2 separate regions of the Mus musculus genome follow, and region 1 is linked to region 2. Evidence: chromatin loops called from intact Hi-C (ENCODE). Cell type or tissue: left cerebral cortex. All regions are shown on one strand. Links, peaks and the distances in the headings refer to the core of each region. The heading gives the core; the rest is flanking DNA.

The links. A loop is a pair of places that touch in the nucleus more often than their neighbours do. Peaks named below come from ENCODE experiments on the same cell type or tissue, not always from the same donor. Only the 100,000 strongest peaks of a DNase experiment are listed, where the experiment ranks them.
Region 1: it touches region 2 in a loop (3-fold over the local background); 2 of 42 quality-filtered maps call a loop at or near these places.

Annotation. Positions count from the first base shown.
Region 1 is chr17:89,553,627-89,556,549 of GRCm38, forward strand. No RefSeq gene overlaps it. Among named protein-coding and RNA genes, the nearest start is that of Gm4719, 180 kb to the left of the region's middle. In left cerebral cortex, for the core only: a CTCF peak has its summit at 1,458; a DNase peak (open chromatin) is centred at 1,351; H3K27ac peaks cover 276 bases.
Region 2 is chr17:89,355,732-89,358,654 of GRCm38, forward strand. No RefSeq gene overlaps it. Among named protein-coding and RNA genes, the nearest start is that of Gm4719, 22 kb to the right of the region's middle. In left cerebral cortex, for the core only: no CTCF peak of the experiment used is centred there; a DNase peak (open chromatin) is centred at 1,730; H3K27ac peaks cover 1,946 bases.

The sequences.
Region 1 (2,923 bases), core at 130-2,629, 200 kb after region 2:
TTCCCAAGTGGTGGGAAAGATATATTCAAGGCTGGAATCTAAATATCCAAGCCCCCAAATAATGTGTCATACCGAGCCACTACCATCATAAATCAAACTCATTAACAGCATCCAACGAAGCTTATCTGCCTCGCATCACCAGGGAGGCTATTGCCAGGAGGGCCTTTGAGAATAGAATTTTCTGTAGATACCATCATTAGAACACAGTAAAGTAGCCCTCCTCAGGACAGCTTGCAGCAGTGCTTTTGAATCATAATTACAGAAATGATTACAGTAGCAAATATTAAAAACAGGGTAGTTATGCATAATTTCTACAACATGCAATCTAATTTACCAGCAGTAAAAACAGTAATAAAAGCATTGCCCAGTGATTGGATAAAGCAATTTTCACTCAAGATGCCTAAAAATAACATAAGTTTCCCTACAGCTGGAGTCATTGTTAACATGGTTTGCTTAGCCTCCTGCTTTAGGAAGCTTAATCAAGACCTAGGCTGATAACCATGTTAGCTAACCCACAAATTCTAATGGGCTTTTCAAAGAAAACAATAAGAATTCTAGATTTCCAGCAAAGCTACAGCTTTGGTTAATGCCATTCATGGATGGTAATAAAGTCTTGGAGATACGGCACTGTTTGCTCAGCCAGACAACAAATTATTAGTATAGTTAACACAATCTCATTCCTTCAACCTACATTTCCTGGACTCGGTGAGGCTCTTCACTCACCTGTCTCCACATGTTATTCTACTGATCTGTGTCATGCCAAGGCTCCTCTGACATAGTCAAAGCTCTGGAAGGGAAGAGACTTTAGCTGTCTGCTGTCCCTGCTTTTGCTCTCCTCCTAGTAATGGGTCCGATGTAGGTGTTACAAATGTTTATGAAAGTAAACTGATGATACTGAGCAGGCAGGTTATATAATGAGAAATAAAACATTACTTGGGGATGTCAGGAGAAAGGAAGTTCACTGAGCAGAATCTTTCTCAGATAAAACTGGTTTATTCATTTGAAGAAGTTCTTAACCCGGGCTGCTCACTAAAGCCTTTGCATGAAGTCAAACAAAACAAAACAAAACAAACAAAAAAACAAACGAACGAACAAAAGCTGGCTGCCACTGAGATCATTGAAACCAGAAGGTCTGAGAGCATGAAGTCTGAACACAGGCTTTTTAAATCTCCCAAGGGCCAGGACTGAGTCCCTGTCTCAAAGCATAACGATGAACATACATTGAGAGTATGTGCCAATGCAGTAGCTGGTGGGCTGGAGGGAAACCAGCAGTTTCTTTGCTGAGTGGCTTTGGGTATGAGCTAAACACTCTGAGCCACATTCTGTACCACTGGGACATGGAAGCTTTGATTACATATATAGTATTTCCTGAACTATTTTCTGTACTGAGTTGCACCAGTACATTGCAACATCAATACCAGGAACACTACCCACTGCCCACCTACAGACTTCCTAAGATTTTGTCCCTAGTGGTGAAGCTAGGGACATCTAAAATATCCTCAAGCCACAAAAATTGATTTTAGGAGGAAGAATAACAAGGATAGGATTACCATTGTGGTCTGATCTAAAATCATGAGATACGCTATGGGGAACAAATACTTTAACAAGCAATCCCTGCAGACATTGGTTGTTAAATATTGATCTCCAATTAAAAGAGCTGAACTCCCTGGAGAATGCAAATTCTAGATCTAAGGACAGGGCAATAGAGGGTCTCACTATGTAGCTCAAGCTGCCCTGGAGCTTATATCTCTCCTGTTTCAGCCTCACCATAAATGTAAGAAAAAGTTAAAACCAAATATGTTGCAGGTCAAAGCAAGCATGAAGCATCCTAAGGGAATTCGTAGTGATCAAATGGAGATCAACTTCTTCAATGTCAACAACAAATATGTGTGTGTGTGTGTGTGTGTGTGTGTGTGTGTGTGTGTGTGTGTGTGTGTGTGCGTATGCACATGCACACATACATATGAAATGACTGATTGGTAACTCAGAGTAAAAACATATCTACTGTAGAGTGGAAGTTTGTATAAGCTCACATGGATTTAGAGATGAAGCTTCTGTGATAAATAAGGCCTTTGTGGTAAATTAATAAGTCAGGTTGGTGGAGGTTTCATGAGTGACAGAAGGGTTTCATATGGTTCATTTCTCTTCTTGTAGTATATGAGGATAGGGTGTGTCTATGAGGTGGAGGTTGGGCTTCTGTGGACACAAGGTCTTTCTGTACTGTGTATCATGTTCTTGTTTCTCAGACTCTGTAGCTGTGAGAAATAAATGACCATGGTTATAATTAACTTAGCTTTTGTTTTAGCACTTTGGGTTACAAAAAGACAGTAGTTATGCGTTTCTCTAAATATGTTTGTATTACTAAATGGGAGAAGAGACTAATGCAATTTAGAGAGTACTCCCAGTAAGTCCAAACAACTGATAGAGACATTTTCACCTCCAGAGCATGCAGTGTAGCTTCCCTCACACAGGGTGCAGGTTCCGTTTAATGACTGATTCTAAGGCACAGAATGCCAAAAGAATTTAAAACTTTAAAAATCCCCTTTCCTGTGTTCAGCTGTGGCAAACATGCCCCTAACCAAATAATCCCATTTAACACTTGTAGAAATAATAATGTCACAGTGTTACACAGCTTCTGGTAAAAAAGCAAGGGCATTTCATCTCCACGGCCTTCGTCCTGTAAACTCAGAACTGTAGGCCAATAATGACAGGAGCATCAGCCTAGGCCAAGTAAAGGAACATTCTAGAAGATATCTGTTCAAGACAAAATGGCCAAAGTCAAGAAAAGTAGTGAAAGTAGTGGTTCCTCATGGGATCCTAATGGTATATAGCAACAGAAAAAGGACAGTTGTGAAGAAACAAGGTCTAAAGTTCTATAGTTTAACAGTGACACCATGATTCTCTCTTAATTTCACAAATATAT
Region 2 (2,923 bases), core at 217-2,716:
GTGTAAGCTTGCCAACACAGAGTTCTCACTCAGGGAGTATTCTAGAGTATATATCTGGAGAAAAGGGCTCTCTCTGGGACCTGCATTGCCACTAAGAGCAGAGATTAGCATTTGATAGACATGTTTCCTATATGTCAGGGATGGGGTGGATACATTTGACTGAGTGGCTAATTGCTGGACCCTTCCTTTCTTTCTTTTTCAGTTTTCAGAATTTACATACCACTTTTATATAAACCAGCTCCTTTCTTCTATGCCCCTCTCTCCCTACTTTTTGTCCCTTTTTCCTCCATCTTTCTTTCCTCTCCTATTTTCCCTCCCTTCTCTAGTGTTTCTCTCTTCTCCCCCTCTCTATTTTCTTCATATTCTTTCTGCCTTTATATAAATGCAATTTAAAAATTATATTAATTCTGTCATTTAACAATAGAATTAGGTAAAATTAATACAAATAAAAATTGTTTTACATTTCTGCAATCTGCCCAGCATTTAGGCCTGGGTTTGGCTTTCTCCTCTTCCTTCTATACCTCTTCTTCCTCTTTCTCTCTTCTCATTTTTTCATACAATAGAGTATAATCATTTCCCTCTACCCCAACTCCTCCCATTCTGCCACACTGCCATACTCTTGCCAACTCTATGTCCTTTTAACCCCTCATTCAAATTCCTAAGTCTTCATGACTCTTGTCTCTGATGAAATCTGAGAGAATGGAAAAGAAATAGATTTTATTTTTTACAGTGCATTTTCGTAATCGGCAATATCCTGCTCATGGAATATTTAATAAGATGATAGGACATCTTCTAGAGTCTTTATGTGGATGCTCCCAGAATTCACAAGTATTCACAATTGTTACCCCTAGAACAGAAAAACACCAAACTATATTCTGTTGCTATATTCTATTTCAGCTTTAGCTCATCATAACCTGTTTGTTTATTCAGCAAATCCTGAGTATGATTTTGCACTTGTGACACAGTAGAGTTTAACAGGACCCTTTGTGGAGAGGCATGATCTGACAGATGCTGCACAGGTAAGCTGCTAGTCAAGAATACAGTAGTGGAAGATTCATCATAGAAACAGGAAAACAAGACTGAGGGACTGAGAGTAGGGTGCAGGGAGAGGTTATGTTTGCATTTGATGAAGAAATCCCCAGGCAACCAAAGAAAAAGTATAGAGTGCCTGCCTGCTCTGTTGAATGATCTGGAGGCAGACACCCAAAGGAGGAGGGTTTATGAGGAGGCTCAGTTGAAGACTGGGACATAGAGGTACCTGGAAAACAGAAAGCCTGATGATTGATCTCCTGCTGCGCTGTAGCCCACCTGCATTCACTCTGTAGAATAGGGTACCATGCTGACAAAAGTTGTCTTGATGCCCACTATCTCTCAGCATCTCTCTCCCTCCTTCCCTGTAGTTCTGAGTCCCATTACTCTTGGTGGGCTGCAGTTTTAACTTTTGATGTCCTGTTGTCAACCTGAACAGTGGAAAAGATCTAAGAAGATACCCGTAACAAGGTTGATGTTCCTTGAGGTGCATTGCCATAATATTTTGCTCCTGACTGGGTTTGAACAAGAGTTAGTTGGGTCAATGTCCTACTGCAGTTAGTAAGAAAAGAAGTCTGTTGCAATTTCTAATTTGCATATCTACATTTGGATACATGGGTTAGTTATCTAACCAGAAGAAGGAGGGGGAGACTATGAGTGAAAATGTGCAGAAAAGGTACATTAAAATAGCCCAAAATTTATGCAGAAATATAAACTAGGTGAAACTGCCCAAGGGGTGAGTCAGAGAAATCATAAGCTTTGTGATTTCTAGGCTGGGAAGAGCAGGATTTATGAAACTAAGAAAATACTAAAGTTCCATGGATTTGAGCAGTAAAAGAGATGAGTGCATATTATGATAGCTTTAGGGCTGTCCAAAGGCTCCACTGGTTGGTAAATGCTTACCATATTTATAGCAAAGGAGATTTGTATATGAGAATTACTGAGGCCAGTCCATCTAGGAGTAATAATTTAATATTTTATAATCAGCATTTGATATTAATCTATTGGAATTAATCTGTATGATCAGTTTATGTCCTAGTGAGAGATTGAAACTTGCTATGTTTAAATTTGCATAGAGAAGGAAGGAGGGAAATTGAGGAAAGAACCAAAAAAGTAGAAATAATATGGATATTTTTTCTGACAAGCCATGATTAAAGCGAGTGTGTGTGTTAAAACGAGTGTATACTATAAGTTTTGTTTTTGAAACCATGAATTATGATGATGTAGAAAGAAGGAAGCATGATAGAAAAAAATGGTAAGATAGAGATAATCTGTCCACTTAAGGACAGATGGTACATTTATGATCAACTCCAATCACAGAACACACTGTGCATTGCACATTGTAAAGGTACCAAAAGCCCAAGACTGAATCAGACCTGGGTGTTCCTGCCTCACCACTGTCTTTGAGCTGTGATTCTGCCTTGAAGGTAGCAGTCTTACAACAGCGTTTAGGGACTTGTTCATGTACAAAGAATGGGGGAGGGATTGCTTAAGACAAATGACAAATGTGCTGTGTAAGAGGTTTTACATAGCCTCTAACCTTCCATCTACTCTCAAGCAAGAAACGAAACTTGGTGCCCCCCACCCACACACAAAAGAAGTCATGAGAGCAGAAAGGAAACTTCTTGGGAATAAGGGTTTCTGGGGAAGAGAGGAATAAGGGTAGAAGTCATTAAAATTCATTATATAAATGTATGAATTGTTGAAAAACTTTTTTAAAGGATGGGAAATGAGGAATAGGAATTTCAGTGTCCTAGAAATTCAGTATTATGAAAGGACCAGCCTCTCTAAAAGACAAATCTGAAGTTGTGTGCTGTTTGCCATCTGTATACTTGTGAAAACATCTATACCACCTGGAGACCTTTTAAAAATATAGTTCTCTAAATCCCCACTA